Regions from separate parts of the Homo sapiens genome. Here all the other regions are linked to region 1. Evidence: chromatin loops called from intact Hi-C (ENCODE). Cell type or tissue: PC-3. All regions are shown on one strand.

The links. Peaks named below come from ENCODE experiments on the same cell type or tissue, not always from the same donor. Only the 100,000 strongest peaks of a DNase experiment are listed, where the experiment ranks them.
Region 2: it touches region 1 in a loop (3-fold over the local background); 9 of 110 quality-filtered maps call a loop at or near these places.
Region 3: it touches region 1 in a loop (5-fold over the local background); 6 of 110 quality-filtered maps call a loop at or near these places.

Annotation. Positions count from the first base shown.
Region 1 is chr1:220,729,704-220,737,703 of GRCh38, forward strand. No RefSeq gene overlaps it. Among named protein-coding and RNA genes, the nearest start is that of MTARC2, 15 kb to the right of the region's middle. In PC-3, a CTCF peak has its summit at 3,545 (motif pointing left); DNase peaks (open chromatin) are centred at 3,508, 4,978 and 5,438; H3K4me3 peaks cover 2,446 bases; H3K27ac peaks cover 1,745 bases.
Region 2 is chr1:220,212,979-220,220,978 of GRCh38, forward strand. It overlaps RAB3GAP2 (RAB3 GTPase activating non-catalytic protein subunit 2), which reads right to left. Exons shown (of 35, transcript NM_012414.4): 3 at 878-1,001. Among named protein-coding and RNA genes, the nearest start is that of SNORA36B, 16 kb to the left of the region's middle. RefSeq lists a silencer at 6,893-6,972 and enhancers at 7,123-7,172, 7,533-7,602. In PC-3, CTCF peaks have their summits at 4,600 (motif pointing left), 4,803 and 5,858; a DNase peak (open chromatin) is centred at 5,863.
Region 3 is chr1:220,185,206-220,193,205 of GRCh38, forward strand. It overlaps RAB3GAP2 (RAB3 GTPase activating non-catalytic protein subunit 2), which reads right to left. Exons shown (of 35, transcript NM_012414.4): 14 at 5,863-6,079; 15 at 5,172-5,315; 16 at 4,859-4,941; 17 at 4,498-4,562; 18 at 446-536. Among named protein-coding and RNA genes, the nearest start is that of MIR664A, 11 kb to the right of the region's middle. In PC-3, CTCF peaks have their summits at 4,726 (motif pointing right) and 4,940; no DNase peak of the experiment used is centred here.

The DNA.
Region 1 (8,000 bases):
AAGTTTTATATTTGTCTTTTACATATACACATACATATATGTAGGTACATATATATTTTTATTCTTTTATAAAGAAAAATTATTTATATGGTAACAATTGTGGAGTTTGGTTATAAAGACATGTTCTCCACCCAAGAGCATTTATTTTCCTTTGTTAGAAGTTTTAATGTAAAATCAGCCAAGATTCCTTTTGTTAAAGCCAACAAGTGTTTTTAGCACATCTTTCAGATGAATTAGTTTCCTGTTGTGTTTCACAGGCCAATCAAAGATGGGCAGGGATGGTCTCAAATTGACCCTTCTACCTACAGTGTTTCTGCTGTGTGCTTATAAAGATTGAACTTCTGTATTCTCATTCCACATCCATGAACACACACAACTCCAGCTGCTATTCAATAGATGAACTCTGATAAATGTAAGTTTTCTAGTACATTGATGGAATTTCTATAGCAGGATGTATTGAGCCCATTTTTTTATAAATTAGTTGACAATACAGTATTCTGTTTCACTGTACCCTTTGAAGGGAACATGAAAAGAGGGCAGTTCTACAGAAAAGCCCCCCACCCCAACCATTTCCTCAACCCTCTACACACTTATAAAGGGCATTGTCTTTGCCACTGCTGTTCATTCTCTGAGGCTTGGGTTCAAAGGCACCTCAGAAGTCTTACAGGAGAGAGGCAAAATGCAGGCCTACACTCTTTTGCTCCTTCAGCAGTGGACATGTATTAAATGTTCTCAGACCTCTTCTCCATCTGTTAAAGACCAACACAATCCCTAAATTGATGAGGGTAAGAGATTGGCAAATCTGCTCCATGTTACTGACTGCCTTATTCCTTCCCATTTTCCTCACCATGGCTTGGGATAAATTATCCAGCGTCCTAAGGGTTACTGTCAGGTGTCTCTGCACAGGCACTGTGCAAATATCAATTCATGCCCTCCCCCACCTTGATGACAGATTCATCTAAGACCATTTAAGCAATCCCTTAAATTGCTTGTGTTACGAAAGAAAGGGAACTTCAACATTGTTGGAAGGAATCTAAAATGGTACAGTCACTGTAGAAAATCATTTGGTAGTTTTTCTTCAAAAAGTTAAACACAGAATTAGCACAGGACCCAATGAATCCACTCCAATATAGACCCATGAGTACTGAAAATATGTTATCTTACAAGAATTAGCCAGGTGTGGTGGTGTGTGCCTGTAGACCCAGCTACTCAGGAGGCTGAGCTGGAAGGACTGCTTGAGCCCAGGAGGTCAAGGCTGCAGTGAATTGTGATTGTGCCACTGCACTCCAGCCTGGGCAACAGAACAAGGCCTGACTCAAAAAAAAAAAAAGAAAAGAAAAGAAAATATGTACATGAGTGTTCATAGTAGTATTATTAATAACAGCCAGAACAAAGTTCATCAACTGATGACTAGATAAACAAAATGTGGCCTATCCATATGATGAAATATTATTCAGCTATAAAAAGGAATGTTCTGTTGTTATATGCTGTATGCTCAGGGATGAAACATGGAAACATTATGCTAAATAAAAGAAGTCAAACACAAAAAGCCACATATTGTGTCATTCCATTTATATGAAATGTCCAGAATAGGCAAATCCTCAGAGACAGAAAGCAAATTAGTGGTTGCCAGGGGATAAGGGGAGCAGAGCTGGGACTGACTGCTATAGGTATGAGGTTTCCTTCTGTGGTGATAGAAATATTCTGGAATGAGAAGTGATCGTTGCATAATAGGGTGAATATACTACAAAACAATGGAATGTTGATATGGTTTTGTTGTGTCCCCACGCAAATCTCATCTTGAATTATAGCTCCCATAATTCCCACGTGTTGTGGGAGGGACTCGGTGGGAGATAATCGAATCATGGGGGCAGTTTTCCCCATACTGTTCTTGTGGTAGTGAATAAGTCTCACAAGATCTGATGGTTTTATAGGGGGTTTCCCCTTTTGCTTGGCTCTCACTCTGTCTTGCCTGCTGTCATGTAAGATGTGCCTTTCACCTTCCGCCATGTTTGTGAGGCCTCTCCAGCCACATGGAACTGTGAGTCCCTCAATCCTCTTCTTCTTTATAAATTACCCAGTCTAGGGTATGTCTTTATCAGCAGCATGAAAATGGACAAATACAATTGTACACTTTAAAATGGTACATTTTATGTTTTGTGAGTTGTATCTTAATTTTAAAAAAGACCATAACAATGCTTACAACCTACATGCTGTAGAGTAGATCATACTTACGTCATTATTTTCTGGTCATACTTAGGAAAGAGTAAAGACTGTCACAGAATAAATGAATGAATGGACGAATCAATTGATGAACTGATGAATAAGTAGAATGAAAGGGAGCCTGGGAAACAGAGGTCTTTTGTGACTAAACATGGGTGAGGAGACACTTCGTATAATTTTTTTCTTGGGCGAGTAGTAGAACACAGAGAGGTTGGAGGGAAACACTAGCAGGACTTGACTTTACAGGGAATTTGTTTTGGAAAGGATGTCCCCAAGCAAGGAGATTCTCTTCCCTTCCCAAAACACTGTATCCTGCCATAGCCTTCTTCCACTCTGAGTGGGGCACGTGCTGCCAAGATGAAAAGCAAATCTCCCTGTAGCAGCCAAAGAAAACAAACACAGAAAAAAAGCAAATGAAAACTGGGAGAGGAAGCAGGATTCTGCATCCTGGTTGATAACATCGTCAAAATCAAAGCCACAAAGACACACAGTCAGGGCCACTGATAGAGCTTAGGGGCCATCCAGGGCAGGGTTGACCAGAGGTGAGAAGGTCCCCGGACCCTCAGTGTCATCAGCCCAAGCCCCCATAATTTTGTAACTAATATTGATGGAATAACAGGGCCCTTCCCATATACAGGTTAAGACCCAACAGATGCCTCGGGTAATTTATTTACTTAACAAATACAAACTGAGATTGACTGTGCCTGAGATACACAGGGAGAGGCACAAGTCCCAGCCAAGGAAGGGCATCTTCTAGGTAGGAAGTTTCCTGGGACTGATCTCTCAACTTATTTCTTCTGGCCTGTCCCTTCCTCTCGCCACATATTCTTGGCACCCTGTCCTTCTCCAGGGCCTTTCCCCCTCCTCCTCCTCCCCTAAAAAGGAAAGTGTGAGGAAGCAGCCATGGGACCTCCCCTTTCTGGCTGGGTAGGCGCTCCTAGGTGAGACGAGGAACTCTGAGTGGCTCGGCTATTGCAGGAGCAAGTGCCTTCTCCTACTTCGGACATGGGATTGCTGTGAGGACCGAATAGCCTTCTGCTTCCGACAGAGTTTTATAGACTGCAAAGTATTATTCAAATGGCAGGGAAAATAGAAAAGTGTGGCATTGTTTCTCCCACACTTTTCTATGACTTCTGACATTTCAAATATAGTATTCCTCCTATTTCAAAATACTCTTAGTCCCGACTCTTCACTGAGTTGGGTAACAGGAGGTTGTTCCTTAGGACTTACTCACCAGAAAGGAAAGGAGGGTTTCCTTTCACTTCCGGTTAGAACCAGCTTCAAGCATTTCCTCCCCACCCTTCCGTCCAAAACCCTGATCACAGCGCCCCCTCGTGTAAATCCGGAGCAACTGCCCGGGAAATCCCCCGTCTAACCCGGGCCAAAGTCAAAAGCTGAAGGAGGGGGTCCGGTTGAACTCTGGGTGGGCGGGAACTGGGGCTCCTACAGGGCGGTGATGCCTACAGGGGACAGGCTCCAGTCAGGTCCGTTTGCTTCTCATTATGCTGAATATAGACCTCATATTGCCAGATATTTTGATTTTAAAAGACAAGCTAGACACTTCCCGATTAAAACAACTGTGTAAGCCAAATAAAACAAGCTATGGGCCAGGCTGTGGGGGGGCTGCAAACCGTCAGGAAGCTTTGATTTCTTGTGGAAAAGATGAAACATTGATGATAGTTAATCCCAACACATTGACAAGGAGCGATCCTGGTAACAGAAGATATCTTATATGATATATAAAAATCACAACTGTGAACATATTTGACAAGGAGAAAAAAAGAACAAACATTCTTAACATACTTGCTTCTGAGTTTTCCCATCTATATTTGCTGGCTATATACTGATTTTCTTAACTTCCTATATTAACCAGAATAAAACCAGAAAGTTTCAGTAAAAATTATGGGGAAAAAAACTCAAAATAGAAAAAGAAATTCCCATTAATTTTTTTCCCCACTATTTGGAGATAAAATCCATTTTCCTAAAGGTACATATTCACCAACTTCCAGAATGCCAATGCCCATGAAGGGTTTTTTGAGCTTTCTGGGGTAGAAATTCATAGTTCTTAAGACAACAGGCAAAGCCTGCACAATTTGTTCTCATCCCGACTGTTAGCCTCACCTCCTGTCATTCCCTTTGCTGGTCCGATCATCATACGAAACTATTTTCCTCCAAAAACATTTCTTTTTTTTTTTGGAAAATTGTATTTCTCGTTGATTAATTGCTTTTACTCTCTTTTCCATTTTTGAAGCTCCTATGCATGCGTTCTTCGTATCCCAGTTTACATGTTACCTCCCACTAACCTTCAAGCAGAATAAGCTGCCCAGCCCACAACATGCACTTTCAAAGCTCTAAGCCCATATCTTTAGGAAAACAATTACTATTTTTCTTATAATTATTTGTTTACACATGTTTTGATATTGGGAATCTACCTAAAGCTGTGTTGTGTCACCGATGAGCCATAAAACTTTAAAAATATCTAGTAGATTGTAGGCTGATAGGGAATATTTGCTGTTTCGCTCTCCCAGAGCCTAGTACACCACCAGAATCATTGCATTGGATTTTTAAATAATTTTATTTTTGAATTTTTTGAACAAGTAATACTTTTCACAGTTCAAAATTCAAAAAGCTTAAGTATACAAATGAAAACTTTCCATTATATTCATGTTTCCAGCCACCCAGTTTCTCTTCTTATTGGTACATGATGTTACTCACTTATGTGGAATGAAGTCCACATTCCTCTGCGTGCAGTATAATTTTTTCTACCATCTGTGCTTGTTTACCTTCCTAGTACACTCCTCTCTCCTGGCCTTTGCTCTCTACTTTCCAGCCAGGATTGAAGTGGCTATTTCCCGATATGCTACCTTAGCGATTTACTGGCTTCTCAAGATCAGACACTCTATCTTCCTCTATCATTATTAAAGACTACATACTAGCATCTAGCGTATAGCAGGGCGTGAATGAAAGTTGCTCACGCTTGGACAACAACTGACCCTTGTGCTTGTTCTCCTGGAGCCCTTTTGAGCTCTTAGCCGCCTCAGATGTTGTTCTGGGACACACGTTTGGCCGTTGAGGCATTACTTCCCTGGGTATCCTGATGACAACCCCCAAACCTAACCTAATCTGAATGTGTGTCTTCTCCTTGCAATCTAAAGAGGTGCCCGACTAATACACAAGTAACTCTCCCTGAGCTGAGCTGGTTTGTTCTCCCAGGTCAAATCCTCACAGGGAGGAAGAGAAACTTGTGGGCATGCAGAGATGTTAGTCACTATGAATGGATAAAACGGCACAGGGATACATATTATACATGTGTATAATATGTATAAATGTTTATATTTATATAATATGTAAGATATAATTTATAGTATGTATTATATGTAAATATGTATATATGTAAATATATACTATAAATTATGTATATTCTAAATATATATTTATAATTAATAATTAATTATACTATATAACTATGTACTTATATAATATATTTCTATTAAATAAATGTAAATATATAATATATATTTATATTAAATAAATAGAAATATATTACATATAAATCTATATGTATATAAGTGTGTGTATATATATTTTTTGTTACAAGGCCCTAAAGGCCCTAAACAAGGCTACATTGATTTTTAAAAATTAACATTGTACTTACTAATGTTTCAAGTTAAAAAATATTCTTTAACTTTGAAGATCACTATACATAGCTTATCATTTCATTCTCCCCCTTCCTTCCTTCCTTTCTTGTTTTCAATCACTTTTTTAAGGGGACTTTTGTTTTTGACACAGTCTTGCTTTGTCACCCAGGCTGGAGTGCAGTGGCATGATTATAGCTCACTAAAGCCTCAAACTCCTGTTTTTATTTTAATTTTTAATTTTTGTGGGTACATAGTAGGTGTATGTTTTTATGGGATACAAGAGATATTTTGATACAGGCATGCAATGCATAATAATCACATCAGGGGCTGGGCGTAGTGGCTCATGCCTGTAATCCCAGCACTTTGGGAGGCCGAGGCAGGTGGATCACAAGGTCAATAGATTGAGACCATCCTGGCCAACATGGTGAAACCCCATCTCTACTTAATATACAAAAATTAGCTGGGCATGGTGGCGCGTGCCTGTAGTACCGCTACTCAGGAGGCTGAGGCGGGAGAATCGCTTGAACCCGGGAGGCGGAGGTTGCAGTGAGCCGAGATCGCGCCACTACACTCCAGCCTGGTGACAGAGCGAGGCTCCGTCTCAAGAAAACAGAAAAAAAAAAAAGCCGGGCGCGGTGGCTCATGCCTCTAATCCCAGCACTTTGGGAGGCCGAGACGGCGGATCACTTGGGGTCAGGAGTTCGGAGCAGTCTGGCCAACCTGGTGAAACCCTGCCTCTTCTAAAAACACAAAAATTAGCCAGGCGTGGTGGCGGGCGCCTGTAGTCCCAGCTACTTGGGAGGCTGAGGTGGGAGAATTGCTTCAATCCGGGAGGTGGAGGTTGCAGTGAGCCGAGATCGCTCCATTGAACTGCAGCCTGGGAAACAGAGGGAGACTCCGTCTCAAAATAAATAAATAAATAAATAAATAAATAAATAAATAAATAAATAAATAAAATAAAAAATAAAAAATAAAAAATTTACATCAGGGTAAATGGGGTATCCATCACATCAAGCATTTATCCTTTGTGTTACAAAAAATCCAATTACACTCTTTTGAAGTGTGCAATTAAATTAGTATTGATTATAGTCACCCAGTTGTGCTATCAAATAGTTGACCTTATTCATTCTTTCTATTTTTTGTACCCATTAACCATCCCCACTACCCAAACTCCCAACTCTTCCCAGCCTCCGATAACCATATTTCTACTCTCTATCTCTATGAGTTCAATTGTTTTGATTTTTAGATCTCAGAAATAAATGAGAACCTGTGAAGTTTGTATTATTGTGCCTGACTTATTTCACTTAATGCAATGACCTCCGGTACTGACTATGTTGTTGCAAATGACAGGATCTCATTCTTTTCTATGGCTGAATACTCCATTGTGTATATGTGCCTCATTTTCTTTATCCATTAATCTGTTGATGGACATGTAGTAGGTTTCTTTCAAATCTTGGTTATTGTGAATAGTGCTGCAATAAACATGAGAGTGTAGATATCTCTTTCATATACTGATTTCCTTTCTTTTGAGTATATACCCAGCAATGAGATTGCTGGATCTTATGGTTGCTCTATTTTTAGTTTTTTGAAGAACCTCCAAACTGTTCTCCATTGTGGCTGTACTAATTTATATTCCCACCAACAGTGTGCCAGGGTTCCCTTTTCTCTACATCCTTACCAGAATTTGTTACCGCCTGTCTTTTGGATAAAAGCCATCTTAACTGAGCTGAGGTGATATCTTATTATAGTATTGATTTGCATGTCTCTGATGATCAGTGATGTCGAGTACCTTTTCATATGCCTGTTTGCCATTTGCATGTCTTCTTTTGAGAAATGTCTATTCAGATTTTTTACCCATTTTAAAATCAGATTAGATTTGTTCCTATAGAGTTGTTTGAGCTCCTTATGCATTCTTGTTATTAATCCCTTGTCAGACAAGTAGTTTGCAAATGCTTTCTCCCATTTTGTGGGTTATCTCTTCACTTTGTTGATTGTTTCCTTTGCTGTCCAGAAGCTTTTTAACTGGATGTGATCCCATTTGTCCATTTTTGCTTTGGTTGCCTATGCTTGTGGGGTGTTACTCAAGAAATCTTTGCCCAGTCCAATGTCCTGGATAGTTTCCCCAAAGTTTTCTTTTAG
Region 2 (8,000 bases), 520 kb before region 1:
TAAGATATCATATAAAATAATTTTAGCTATAATACACTAAAAGAGTAATTTATAAATTTTGCTCTTTCCCCTTAGAATATGATTACAAAATTTAACAGTTGTGTATTAACTGACTTGGGTCTTTTTTATAGGTAAATATAAGATAAACATGTTTATAAGATTCTTATAATACACCTAGTCTCCTGGCCTTCAGCCTCTCCTTCCCCCAATTCAACCTGTATAATGTTGTCATAGTTCTTGTAGAATAAAGTTATTAACTCCTATGCCCACCCTGCCTAGTTTAAGACTACTTTTATCATCAGATGACGGAGAAAATTTTTCTACTAGATCTTTGCTACTTGAGGGTAACTTTGCTTTGTAAGACCATTCTAGACACATTTTACACACAATCTTACTTTGATCAGTAAGGTTTGGAGATCTATAAGATATGAAAAAAACCTCAATTTTAATCTTCAACAAAAAATTATGAGTTAAAATGCTATGCCCCAAACAGAAATCCATAATATTATGAGTTTTCAAATTAGAGTTGAAAATCACCTCATTCACATTGTTACTAAGAAAAGGTCAATGACCTTTTTAGCTCTGACTGTCCCTTGCAAGAATTGAGCAATGCACAGTACTGCCCCTGAGGTACCATATGGAGAGCACTAAGGTAGCTACAGCCAAGAAAGAAAAAAGGGAGAAAACAAACAGAATGGAAGGGGGAGAAAGAGGGAAATGGAGAGGGAGGGAGGGAGGGGGCGGAGGAGGAGTTGGGGGGGGGGGGAGAGAGAGAGAAATAAATAAATAAAAAGCATTATATTCTTTTCACCTAATCCATTTTCTCTTCTATCCAATGTATCAAAATAAAGGTCGCTGAAAATAATAGGATACTCACGCACTAGAAATACAGCTTTTTGCTCTCGAGCTATCACCATAAGATCATTGGTTGGAGATAAGGATAAAACACAATCTTGGAGCCAGGAAGTTTTTTGTGTTTTGCAAGTATTTCCTTCTTCTTCCTGTGGGTAAAACTACAATTACTGCATATGCAAAAATACCAAGAGTATTCAAACTCAGCTTGCCTGTCTCAAGGGGTGAGAGGGAAGAAAAAAAAGAAAAGGAAATATTTCCAATTCTCATACAGTTTCATAATATTCCTTATCAAAACATGCCAAAGATGGCTGACAAACAAAATACCCACTATAAACAAATCTTCAGTTTTGAATATTAATGCAAAAAATTTAAATATAAACAAATATAAACTAGCAAGGCATTAAAAGAATGTCACATAGTGGCCAGGCATGGTGGCTCACACCTGTAATCCCAGCACTTTGGAGAGCCAAGGACAGGAGGTCAGGAGTTTGAGGCCAGCCTGGCCCACATGGTGAAATCCCATCTCTACTAATAATACAAAAATTAGCCAGGTGTGGCGGCGCGTGCCTGTAATCCCAGCTACTCGGGAGGCTGAGGCAGGAGAATCACTTGAACCCAGGAGGTAGAGGTTACAGTGAGCTGAGATCGCACCACTACAATCCAGCTTGGGCGACAGAGTGAGACTCTGTCTCAGGGAAAAAAAAAAAATGTCACATAGGAATCACTCCAGGAATTCAGCATTAGGAAATTTAGTGAATAATCCTATTTACAAAGAGATAGCTAGACAGCAAAGAAAAAAAATGTGATGTTTATTATGGTTATAGGATCTATAAAAGCATCTGATATAACGTTATGCTTCTTTCTTTTTATTTGGCCTACAGGTGTTTTCTCTTTTTCATTAGACGTTTATGTATTGTATAGGTAAATCCCCATGGTTAAAAATTCAACAGCTATAAAAAGGTGTTCTTTGAAAAATCTCTTATACTCCTGTACTCTAGCCATCTAGTTGTTAACTCTAGAGACAATGCAATCAGTTCTTATGTGTATTTCCAGAGATACTTTATGCACATTTACTACCCTTTTCCTCCCTTTTTCTTACAAGAATAGTAGCATTATATATATATATATATATATATATATATACTTCTATACTTTGCTTTTTTCTCTTAACATATTCATTAGACTTCATTCCACTTCCACATGAAGTTTCTTTATTGTTTTTAATGTCTGCATAGTATTCCATTTTATGGATGCACTATAATTTATTTAACCAGTTCCCGATATGCGTGGACATTTGTATTGCTTACCATCTTTTGCTGTTACCAACTATGCTGCAATAAATAGGTTTATAAATTCCTCAGTTTGTGTGGAAGTGTATCAGTAAGCTAAATTCCCAGAAGTAAAATTGCTGGGTCAAAGGGAATGTGTATTAGTAAATTTGCTGAATATTCCCAAACTGTGCCCCACACATGTTGTATTAATTTGTAATTCCATCAGCAATTTTTGAAAGTGCTTGCTTTTTCACAGGCATTTCAAAAAATATTTTAATGGCGGATCTCTGTCAATTTAATAGGTAAAATGTAGTATCTCAATATGCTTTTAAACTACATTTTTCTTATTAATGAGAATTTAGGCATTTTCTCATATACTTAAGAAAATTTCTCATTTTTATATAAAGGAAAGGAACAAATTGCATAATTTTCTATGAATAGTTTGTTCCCTTCCTTTGTAGATTTCCTGTTGGGTTGATGCTCTTTTTCTAATTGCTTTGTATACACTCTTTACATACAAAAAGAAAAACAAAATTGGCCCTTTGAACATAAGTGATGCAAATAGTTTTTCCTATTTGTGATGGCTTAAGTTTTTCCATGTAGAAATTTTTTATTGTCATGTGGCTAAATTATCCATCTATTCTCTTACAGCTTCTGGGTTTGATGTCATGTAGACTCCTACCTTACTCAGCCCTACCTAATGTCTTTTAGATTCAATTATTGAAAAGGGGAGGGAAAGGGAGGGGAAAGCTATGCAGGTTAATTTCCTTTTATAAAAAAATTATAATTTCATGCTTTTTAAAAACTTGTAATAAGCATGCATTACAAGCATTATAAAATTTAAAAGATTTTAGAAACAGAAAATCATCCTAGTCAGAAATGTTACAGTAGTATCATATTTCCAGGAATAAATTATTTCTTGCTGGGATACCATCAAAGAAATGTTTAAAACACAAAAAAAATATGGGTTACAGGGAATCTTTAGAAATACCCCAAAATGAGCCTGAAACCTCTGGGACAGTCATGCAATTATTTTTCTTTTGCAATGGGATATTAGGAAACAAACAGATTTGGAACTTTTTTCTCAAGCAAAATAAGCTAAGGAGGCTGCACCATCTCCCGAAAGATAGGGAGAACATAACATTGGCAAAATCTCATTTTATTAAAGCTCTACTTTTCTTAAGGAATTCTGTATCTAGCTTGTTGTTTTTAATGTTTGTTTTTCTACAGATAAATTAGAAAATTATCCCCCAAAGATAAAAGTTATGAAGGTAAAACTTAGTTGTAATTAAATTTTTCCCTGGTTCCACAACTTCTGCTGTAGGATAGTCTTTGTTTACCCAACACATCACTCCTCATGATGGCTTGCTGTAAGCTGAGGACAACATTACCCGATGGTTTCCTCCAACAACTGAGACTCCAATTATACCAACTGTGAGGCACAGGACCTTCTAAGTGATTAGAGATCCACTTTCAGGTAGGAGCTTAGAAGAGGACAGCTTATATAGGAATATTATTTAGGCATTGCTTTTGATAAGAAATTAGGAGGGTCCAAAACTCTTTGATTGGTCTCTGACTCTTATCCTAAAATCTCCATCTCAATGCAATAAAAAAGAATCAATATAATGCTTCAGGAAAGGAATACAGCCCTTATTTGGGCATGTTCTCAAAAAAATTTGTTTTAATAATTGAGCATCTATACAAATAGATTCCTTCCTCTTATCACACTTCCAAAACTATGTTTAATCAGTAAATCCTAAAAATATTATAAAAGTTGCTTTTCTTTTTTTTTTCAATAAAGAATATTGTTCCTATGTTTCTGTCCCATGTTTTCAAAATAATGCCACTAACAAGGATTAGATCTGATGTTTATGTGCACAGAAAAGACAAAGAGTCAAAGATGGAAGACATTTAGAGGCCAACTGGTCCAAATTCTAATTTTATAATAAAGAAAATGGAGTCTCGGAGAGGTTAAGGGATGTGCTCCAGCCATAGAATTAGTGTCAGAGCCCAAACTAAAATCTAGGCTTCCTAATTCCTAATTCAGGTGGTCTTTCCACTCTATCACCCTGCTCATCTCTGTGGGTAGCTGTACTAGCTCTTTGGAAGCTTGTCTTTACTTGAGATTTGACTCTAATCTCATATTCAGTGAAAACCCTTTTCTCCAAAAGAACTACTGTATTGTCACTTTATTCCGGCCTAATCTTTCTGTAGTTCTTTGAGTCGATTTACAGCTACAAGATGACCACTGTATTTGAATATGTGAGCCAGAGTATTCTTGAGGTATTTCTTCAAGAACTCCTTTAAAAATACTTTCCCTCTCCTTTCTGTTTTTCCATCAGAAGTTCCAGTTCCTCTGGCAAACCCATCCTATCCTGACTCCTAACCTTCTTTCAAACTTACTGCAATTAAAAGTCTTACTACTCCCTGCTACCTGTTTATTCTGTGACTGCATTTCTCCCACACTAGATGAGACGCCCTCTGTTGGCAAAGCCTATGGCTTATATTATTTTTCACCTCCACATGTAGCACAGTCCACTAATAGAATATAGGAGTAAATAACAGCATTCCCTATCTCTTAAATAATATATTATCTATTCTTACACCTGAAACTGTATAACAATGAACAATCAACCTAAAGCTAGTATATTCAGTCCTTAGTAATGTTTTTTCTTAAGTAATACTAAGATTTAATAGTTCAAGATTCTGGCTGACATATTCATGGTAAGTACAAGTTAAAGAGATATAAGAACAGAATACCACTGTATCATAGTCTTCTTAGTTGGGCCTAAAACTCGGTGTCAGATTATGATCAAGCTGCTGCTACCCCAACAAATGGACTATAAGTGATCTCAGAAGCAAACATGAATTTTGTCCCAAAAGGACTACCCATGACAAAAGCATTGGAAATAGATGTCACTTGCTTGGAAGCAAATTCAGAAAAATGATTCCATAATCAATTATGATATCCCTAACCTGCTTAGCCATCTTATACATGTACATTTTTATTTACATGAAACTTGAGAATAAAACTTGATGTGGATTTTTATTCCGGTTTCATCCACTGAAGACGGGGGAATAAAGAAGCAAAAAGCCAAAATCTTCCATCATTCTTTACTGCAGTTTATTTTCTATGTCCTTTCTACTTCTCCAACTTTCTCTGTTACTGTGGTACTAAAAATATATCCTCCCAGTTTGCCATGGTAAAGTTGGATATGTACAACTGAGCATTACATATTATAAAAATAGGTTAGAAAATACGATAATATTATTATATCATCATTAGAGTTTGAAGTGCCATAAAATTCTAGATCTAAACTTTTAGTTGTGCTTCTCAAGAATGATGCTAACTTGTCACATCATTCTGAGCAAACTATCGCAAGGACAGAAAACCAAACACTGCACATTCTCACTCATAGATGGGAATTGAACAATGAGAACACTTGGACACAGGGTGGGGAACATCACACACCAGGGCCTGTCGTGGGGTGTGGAGTCAGGGGAGGGATAGCATTAGGAGATATATCTAATGTAAATGACGAGTTAATGGGTGCAGCACACCAAAATGGCACATGTATACATATGTAACAAACCTGCACGTTGTGCACATGTACCCTAGAACTTAAAGTATAATTTAAAAAAAAAAAAGAACGATGCTAACTTGTCACAAAATGCAATGGTGTTGTGCTCTTAATACAAGCTCCACAAGCTCTTTGGATCCACAACCACACGGGGGAGCAGCTGTATACCTATTCCAACTGCAAGCTCCTGGTCACATGTAATTCTAAAGTAACTTCTTTGTGACTAAGGCACAGTATTCAACATATCAGATTCAATACAAGGACAAAAAGCCTCTAATGACAATAACCCAAACCAAATAATATCCTTAAAATTATAAAGAGGTAAAAATGTATTGTTTTAAGCTTAGCTATAATATTTTGCCCCCAGCCAGAGTAAATTTTACCATATTATGAAGCAAATTCAAAACAGAAAACTGCTGGAGGTGTGGATGGGAGAAATCCTCAGGTAAATCAAATTTCTTTTAATAAATCTACAAATTAAGAAACTGTAGTACTAAGTGCAAGACAATGTAAGCAAAGATCCTAGAACTGCTTGTCTGTACAGATCAACAATCTCCTTCTTACACATGTCATAATCCTCTTGAAGCCAACTGACAGGATGATTCAATCTTAACAGAAACAGAAGGAACTACAGGGATCATTTGAGTGAAATTCCTCCTTTTCCAGAAAAGAAATCAAGCTCTAAAAAGAATAAGTGGATTTTCACTAACCATGCCAATACTATAGATAATACATTTAAAGCAACATACATTCACACAGTCCCTGGACAATTTACAGAGGAACTCTGGTCCTTCACTTCTAAAATCAGGGGTCTGAGGAAGAATGAGGAAATGGCCTGTGGGTCAGAATCCATGAGAAAGACTAGACCCTCGATGTTCTCATATCTCTCTCTCTCTGCTTTAATGTATCCTGTACAACACTGCCACAGTATTGCTCCAGAAGGGCTGCAGAAATACAAACCAAGAATAAAGAGTGTGAGTCCATCTGAAGTGACTCCAGTGCCAGATTTTTCAGGGAAGTCTCAAGTCTAAGCACAAATAACTTGATGAAAATATTGGTATAGTGGAGATTAGGAAATGCCCTCTCTAGGCTGGATCACAATGAGCTAGTATTAGGTTTTACAACAAAATATGATTTCCAGCGCCAGTTCCAGAAAGCTCAGGCAAGAAATAGGGCTGTAAACAACAATGCTCTGGGAAGCCTAATAGAGCATCAGCACACATTCAGTGGCTGACAAGATGCAAGCTCATCATTTTGTTTTGTGTCATAAGGGCATTTGCCTACTAATTAGCGTTTTGGAAAACTTCCCCAATAATGGGGCCCACAGTCTCTAACACTGCCCCTTTGAAGCTAGTGATCCAAAAATAATATCATTTGACAAGGTAATTTCCCAAGCCACGCCTGAAATGTAAAACAAAAAAAGCACCTCACTGCTTAAAGGTGCTCCACCAGGGACCTTGGGTTTTCCACCAAAACTTGCCTCCCCCACCCTGTTACTAAAGTTGACACTGAATTTGCCTGCAGTCTCCCCCATCATCGTCGTTGTGGTGGCTGCGCTAAGCTCCATGGCTCTGAGAGCCAGCCCGTCCCTTCCCTGCCACTGTGAAGTGGGTGTTCAGAGAGTCTCGCTCCTGGAACGCAGGTGAGTGGAGTCCCCGAAGATCCGCACAAAATAGCCCAGCCAGTTCCAGCAATTATGAAAAAGTCCAGGCTCTCAGACCGCTGACCCTGATAAGTAGAAGTCCTTGGTGCCACCTGGTATTCCAGTGGCTCAGTCCATGTGCATCATCACGAGTAGGATCCAGCTTGCTGCTGAAAAGGCCTCTGTCCCGTTTGTGGATAAGACAGTGCAGCCCAACCATGGGACAGCTTTAGGAGGCAAAAGCTGAAGATGGATTTTTTGTACCTGGCTGATATGGTTTGGCTGTGTCCCCACTCAAATTTCATTTTGAATTGTAATTCCCACAATTCCCACGTGTTGTGGGAAGAAGCCGGTGGGAGGTAACTGAATTATGGAGGTGGGTCTCTCCTGCCCTGTTCTGATAGTGAATGAGTCTCACAAGTTCCGATGGTTTTAAAAAGGGGAGTTTCCCTGCACAAGCTCTCTTCTCTTGTCTGTCGCCATGTGAGACATGGCTTTCACCTTCCACCATGATTGTGAGGCCTCCCCAGCCACGTGGAAGTGTAAGTCCAATAAACCTCTTTCTTTTGTAAATTGCCCAGTCTCAGGTATGTCTTTATCAGCAGCATGAAAATGGACTAACACACTGGCCTACGTGGAGAGAGCACCCTG
Region 3 (8,000 bases), 540 kb before region 1:
TTGACGGACTGATGGATTTTAAAGAACAATGTGATAGTACAGACAAATTTTGAATATCAAAAAATGACCAGAAAATTCAGAAATAATAATCTGATTGTTGATTGTGATTCTGGAAGTCCTTAACTCTGTTCACGAGGGAAACTGATACACTGATAGAACATTAATACAAAGCTATATCAGAATAACCACTTATCATTCTATCCTGACATCTTTCCTCACAATTAAAAACAACTTCCCAATAACAGTCAATACATTCAAAGACAGCTTAGATGAAGATCAACTACATATATTAAATAGGGAATAAATAAGATTCTTAATTTCTTATATCTATATTACTTCCACATTAAAGTAACATGATGGTATCACAAAGTCAATAGCTTTCTATAATCAGAGTTACAAAATTTGAGTTAAGAACATAACCTCCAATCAGTACAAACCCTATTACCTTGACTTTTTAAAGTGTCCATTAAAGTCTGAGTGATGTTTCTAAGGCAAGAAAATGGTAAACGTTCACTTGCCAAAATGCTTTCCAAAGCCTAGGAGAAAGATATTGAACAGTTCTAGTAATTATAAGGCAGTGATTTTGTTTTTTAAATCTTATATTTATGCCCAAACTTTCACTACCCCAAATTTCAAAGGGAAGCTCTATATTTAAGATGTTTTAGTGTACATATATTAAATCTCAAGTTGCGTTGTTAAGTAATATACAATCAACTTCATGTCATGCCAAATATGACATAAATGACAAAAATCCAGGCTGAGAATAAAACAACTAGAAGGCAACTGCTACTTAACAGAATAGCCAAATCAAAACAGAAACAAAGATAAAGCTATTTACCAATAAGAAGAGTTTGAATATGCCTATACTATATAGGCATAAACGAAAAGCAGAGGTTATTGTCATGTCAATAACAAAAGCTGCCAAAAACTTAGTTATACCTTAATTATTGCATTTGTGCATGGCAGGCAGAATCTATAGGCCCTGCTAGATGAATACAGTACCCACCCTTCCCTACCTCCCTCTCCCCACCCCCATAGATATTTAAGATTCTTCATAACCAGTCCCAAAATATCTCTTCATGCCTAAAGTAGCAACTATCAGAAGTTAAAGGTCATATTTATCCTTTCATATTAGCACATTAAGTTGGGTTTTAATTAATGAGATTAAATAGTTCAAAAAGTAGGCTGAGAATGTGGGATAAGACAAATATCCGATCATAACACAATAACCTCTGCGTGTTTGTGGAGGAGAAATGGGCTTAGAGGGTGGCTCAAGATGTTGGTCAGGCCTATAATGAAGTAACTACCAGGAAACAATAAAGAAAGTGACTGTAAGAGGCCAGAACCCAGGACAAGCATAACCTGCTCCAGTTCTGCCTATGATTACCCAGGCTAGCAGCTAGCTTGTTTTCTTCCCCATTATTCAACAGTCTCCCAAAGCCTGAACTGGTTTCTTCCTTCCCTTTAGTCAGTCCTAGAAGACCTATAACTTTTGTTACTGGGTTTTCTAGCATTCTTTATAAAATTCACAGCTTCATACATGATTCAGAAGTACCATTAAAAAAAAGAAAATCAAGAAGACATTTTGCATTATGCTGGTTTCCCAATTTTGTTGTTCTATGATTTAGGATAAGAAGAAAGATGGCATAAAAATGAGAAGAACCGTGTGGGTTATGACCCTTTCTACTACAGATTTCTCAATATGCCTCTCTAGATGCCCACTTTGTCATCATCATGTCATCTCTAATAACAGAGACTTTACCCTGAGCAAAATGAGAGCCAATTAGCATTGTCAGTAGAATGGAAGACACAATTAAAAGTCACAAAGGCTTTTCTGTTCTACAATAACTCAATAAAGTGTTTTAAAAACGGACTGCAACAGAAATCACTATTCACTAAATTCTCCCATGTATCACTATTCACTGAATTCTCCCATGTATGTAGCTATAAAATAATAAGAAATATACATATTGGTCTATGGCCCCAGTACCTGACACAGAGTTCCTATAATTTCTTGAACAATGGGGGTGCTAGGAGTTTCTTTTGTTCTAGTGTTTGGTCTCTGTCCTAGTTCATCAGTCAGAGCTCTTAATCCCTTTGTAGACAGAGGTGCTAGGAGAACCTTTTGTTCTAACATTTGGTCTTTGACCCCCCATTTCTGATGGGGAGCTTCTAAGACCTCTGTAATTTCCTGGGTGATAGAAGCTTCTTTTTTTCTAATGAGGCCACTCATGGCAGGCTCCTGGAGAGCTTCAGAATAAGGGGGTGGTTACCAGTGGAACCAACCATGTATTTGAGGATTGAAACTTTTAGCCCAACCCCTGACCTCTGGGGAGCCAAGAGGAGCTGGAAGACTGAGTTGATCACCAATGGCCAATGATGTAATCAATCATGCTTATATAATGAAGCTTCCATCAACACCCAAAAGGACAAGGGTTGGAAGAGCTTCTGGATAGCTGAACGTGTAGAGGTTCCTGAATAGTGGCTTGCCAGGAGAGGGAATGGAAGCTCTGCAACCCTTCCCATATGATTTACTCTATGCACCTCTTCCACTTGGCTGTTGATCTCTACCCTCTGTAATATCCTTTATAATAAATGGGTAAACGTTCAAGTAAAACGTTTCCCTGAGTTCTGTGAGCTGGTCTAGCAAATTCATCAACCGCAAAGAGGGGGTCATAGTAACCCTAATTTATAGCTAGACAGTCAGAAATATAGCTGACAACCAACTACTTGTGACTGGTACCTGAAGTAGGTAGAAGTCTTGTGGGACTGAGCTCTTAACCTGTCGTGATGATCTCATGCTATCTCCAGGTAGATGGTGTCAGAATCGAACTGAATTAGAGAATAACCAGCTGGTGTTAGCTGGAGAATCTGCCAAAGAAATTGACTGGTGTGTGGGAAAAAAAAAAAAAACCCTACATCTAGTGGCAGAAGTGTCGAGTGACTGTGTAAGAGAAAAGAAAAAACCTGTGATACAGTTTTTTCTTACATTTTCACAGTAGCATTATTTTAGATGCTGTGAATTATAAAAATCAAGTATTTGGTAAGGTTCCTACTTGAAGGAGCTTAAAAGACCTAAAGAAAAAAAAGTCGGGGAAGCTATGATTAACATACATGAAATAATTAGAAAATAAGTAGTCATTAACTATCCAGTTTTGATTGAAAGTAGAGTAGGAGTTCAGAGTTATCCATGGGGATCGAAGCATTATGTAAGAATTTGTGGAGTTAGGACTTGAATAGCATTATGAGGGGTTTGGATAGGAGGAGTGGGAGTAAAAGAAATCACCAGTGGTGACCATATTATAACCACGAGCCTGGCAAAAAGTAAAGGTCTGGCAATACCATGGAATATTGAGGCTGTGGAGTAACAGGGACTCATACAGAACAGGTGGGAATATAAATTAGTACAACTATTTTGGGAAACAATTTGCCATCAACTAGTACAGTTGAAGAAGCTCACACCCTAGCAATTCCACTCTTAGGTATAAACGCCAGAGAGACTCTTGCATATGTGAATGAGGAAATATGTACATGGATAAGCATAGCATCATTTGTAATGTCAAAAATCTGGAAACAACCTAACCGTTCACTGACAGGAGTGTAAATAAATTCTAGTCAGTGAGCAGAATTTGTATGGCATAGTAAATGAATCAATTATAACTATAACTACATACACCAATATGAATGACACAGAAACATAATCCTGAAGGAAAAACTAAAGTCACAGAAGACATAGGGCATGACTGCATTTATATAAAGTTTGAAAAGGCAGGAAATGCATCAACAGGTTTCAAAGGAGCCACACAGGAATGACGTAACTATAAAGTAAAGAAAAAGAAAGAACCACAAAATTCTAAATTACAGTTACCTTAGGGATGGGAGAAGGGAATGGGACTGAGGGGGGACACTCAGGGCTCTTTAGAGTTCCTGGTAAGATTTTATTTCCTAAGGTAGGTGGTCATACACACATATTTACTATTTTATATATATAATATATATAATGTAGGGATGTGTAGGTATGTGTATATAAAACACACTCAGATGTATGGCAACCCAGGCTGGAGTACAATGGTGCAATCTCAGCTCACTGCAACCTCCGCCTCCCAGGTTCAAATGATTCTCCTGCCTCAGCTCCTGAGTAGCTGGGATTACAGGCGCCCGCCAATACTGACCCAACTAATTTTTTTGTATTTTTAGTAGAGACGGGGTTTCACCATGTTGGCCAGGCTGGTCTCGAACTACTGACCTCATGATCCCCCTGCCTCGGCCTCCCAAAGTGCTAGGATTACAGTTACAGGCATGAATATTAATTTTTTTTTTTTTTTTTAAAGAGACAACAGGAACTTCTATCTGAAAATAAAGAAAGGGATAAACAATAAAAATGTGAAAAGAAGACTTCAGCCTCTCATGTTTGGGGGAAATAGGAAAATAAAGATTTTCTTAAGAAGGATGTATTATAGCTACTAGCAGGAAAGTTCGTGTATTATATACACTTACTTGTTTTTTGGTTGCAGGGTATTTAATATCAAGAATTAATTCCTTTATTTCTGTTTCAACCAAATCTATAAAGAAAAAAATAATCAAAGTAAAATTTTAATTTTTATAACAGTGAAACATTATTCTGAAAGAAAATGAACATATCTGTACTATCAGTGAGTCTAAAGGATTTTTGGGTTCTCTCACATTAATGTTTTCTTGTTATGAATTATAACACCCTCTAGATGGCACACTTCAGCCTTACAGAGCAATTCCAATAAGCTCATCCATGCATTATTTTGATTGCTCCATTCAGAATATTTTATTGATTTAAAAGATGATAGAACAATATGCTTTATTATTTGTATGAGAGAATACCTACCAAGATTGGGAGATTTTGTTTTCAGTAAGGCTGCTAGTTTCTTCACTAGGTGCATATCCTTGGCTCGTTCACTCTTCTTATCACTAAACCAATAAATATAACAAATTATTACAGAATGTGAAATTATTTTCTTTCTAATTCTGACACACTCCAACTTTTTTTTCCTTTATATATTTCCTATTTAACTTTAAAGATATCAGTCTAAAGACAAAGGAAACAACAAAATAGCAACTACAAAAGAGAGTACAACAAACCTAGGAACTAGGAAAAGTTAGCAGAGGAGCGTCAATCAGCAACACTGGACACACCTTACCTCAGTGCTAAATGGAAGGGAACGTTCACTGTTTTCACACTTCCAGACACTGGATCAACCAGACAGATCTGATAAGTCTGTGGCTGCCAACTCTGACTGGTAACATTATTTAAACCCATTATTTTATAGCCAGGATACAGCAGCCTAAAGAAATCACATACCAATATGGTAAAAATATTAGAACAAGGAGAAATGCCAAAAGGTGCTTTTATTATAGCTAGGAAACCCAACATTATTATCAATTTAGGAGCATTAATAAGGCAACTAAATACTGATAGCAAGTACATAAGTAAAGCAGGGCTCAACCAGCAGAGTTCTGCCTTGTTGAAAGATTCTAAAAAATTAAATGAACACAATCAGGCCCCTGTTTCAATGGCAAACAAAGCATTCACCTCACTTATGACTAGGGCAAAAGGAACCTTTCCTTTTGAGCCTTCCCAGCATAAGTAAGGGACAAACATTAGCAACAAGCTAACTTTAATTCAGCAGTCTATCATGGCATTTTTAATTTTTTTTTTTTGTTATTAAATACTTAAGTACATGCCAGGCACTCACAGGAAAAACCACAATAAAGAATATTGTAATTCTCAAACTTGTAATCTAATAAGCAGCTTTAGTAAAGCTTTATTTTAATAAAAGCATTCCTATATTTCATTTTGTAACCAGCACAATGCCAGCATTTGCAGCTTACCTGCAGTGCTTCCCCACATTGAAAGCTCCTACTCTAGGTCCCTGCTGTGTGCTCCACACTTCTAAAATTCCCCTTCTTGGCGCATAGATCACAAGGAATTGAGCTACTCGACTTGGACCCTGAGAATTTCCAAAGGGGGAAAAATCTGCCTTTTCTGGCACTCTTTCATGGAGGTCCTCTACAGTTTGAATCCATCCAATTTGTGCGTCGCGGTACCCTTAGAGACAGAGGTAAAGGGAAGTTAATTACTTAATCTAGGTTCCATAGTAGCCTCCTGAAGTACTCTGGAATAGTGGGGGTGGGGGTGGGGGTGGGGTAAGAAAAGCTATAAAAGTATATTTTTTATTATGGAATATCTTAAATAAAAAATGATAATAAATAATAACCAGTCTATCACCCAGCCTTATCAAATCTTACTATTTTGCTATATTTACTTCTGACCACTTTTTCTCTTTAAAAAGAAAATATTGGCTGGGCACAGTGGGTCATGCCTGTAATTCCAGCACTTTGGGAAGCTGAGGCGGGTGGATCACCTGAGGTCAGGAGTTCGAGACCAGCCTGACCAACGTGGTAAGACCCTGTCTCTACTAAATACAAAAAATTAGCTAGGCATGGCGGCGCATGCCTGTAATCCCAGCTACTTGGGAGGCTGAGGCAGGAGAATCAGTTGAACCCAGGAGGTGGAGGTTGCAGTGAGCCCAGATCGCACCATTGAACTCCAGCCTGGGCAACAAGAGCGAAACTCTCTAAAAAAAAAAAAAAGAGAAAAGATTATAGATATAATTGAAGCCACCTGATTACCCCTCCTGCTCTCATTCCCTTCCCTTCCCACACAAGCCTTTTGGTGACATGCAGATAGAAAATATGGGTTACAGGACGATGGGAGGAAGCTCTTGCATGGGAGACGTAGCTGATGCTATTTTCCATTTTAGGGTGGTCCCTCACATAGGCAATTGATCCTTCTTTCCAAGGACACAATGGAAAGAAAAACTGGCTGTACTAGCTGCAGACAGGCAATGATGCAAGGAATAAGATTGCCATAGTGGATTTGGAGCAGTCAGTACAGCTTCGTCTTCGTATTTTAGAAAAGTCTTGCTGAGAACATACCTTTGATATTGTTTCAGAAGACAAACACCAAGGAGAAATGATGTATCTGCAGTATTAAAACTATTTCTACAGATACTGAGACATGTAGTAGGTAAAGACTGCCTCTGTCTATCACTGCAGGAGTTCTTTGGCAAGAAGGTGATAGTGGCTTCAATCTGGTCCAGAGTAATTGAATGACCTCAATCCATTCATTATTCCTCACATTTTACAGGATAGACAAGATTGCACCATAAATTGTGGTCTATGCTGACATGTTACTATTCCAGATGATTCTAAATAATGTAATCATCCCTTCTTTCTTAGTCAGGGAGATATTATTCACAATGTGCCTAGTTAAAAGATATTTTCAAGTCTCCCTTATAGTTAGATGAGGCCATGTCACTAAGTCCTGGCTAATGTAGATAATGGTTGAAGGGACTTCGGGGAATATCTTCAAAGTAGATTGACTCAGTTGCCAGGAGAAGCCTTCTTCCTTTCTGCTTCCTTCCCGGAATGCAGATAAGAGGGCTGTCTATGAGAACCTTGAGTGGGGAAGCTACAAGGAAGAAGACTGGGTTCCTGAAGATACTGTGGTCTGTTACTCAGGTCTGTTAATAATAGCTGAAGGAAACTCCTAAGTGACATACTTATTGACACACCAGGTGGATTGACCCAAGCATATGGATATAAAAGTCAAGTCAGTGAAGATGGGTTTTGCTATCTTAAATCTGAAAGACTTGGCATTATAGATTTGGGGAGAACATTTGGCTCAAGAATGGCTTTGTGAAGGGGAATAAATGTAGCAGGGGCAAGAAACTGAACTCAGAAATTGACAATAACAGTGAGAATTGAAAGAAAGTGCAAAAGGCAAAGGTTAAACATGGCTATGAGGTGATCAAACCTAAAAGATGTATCAACTGACTACTGGACCAAGTGGTTGCTGATCTGAGTTCATGTCAAAAAAAGAAAATGTAAACATGAAGAATTAAACAGAGTTATCATCCAGAAGCTGAAGGATGATAACATTGCTCAACTATTGGGGTAAAAAGTGA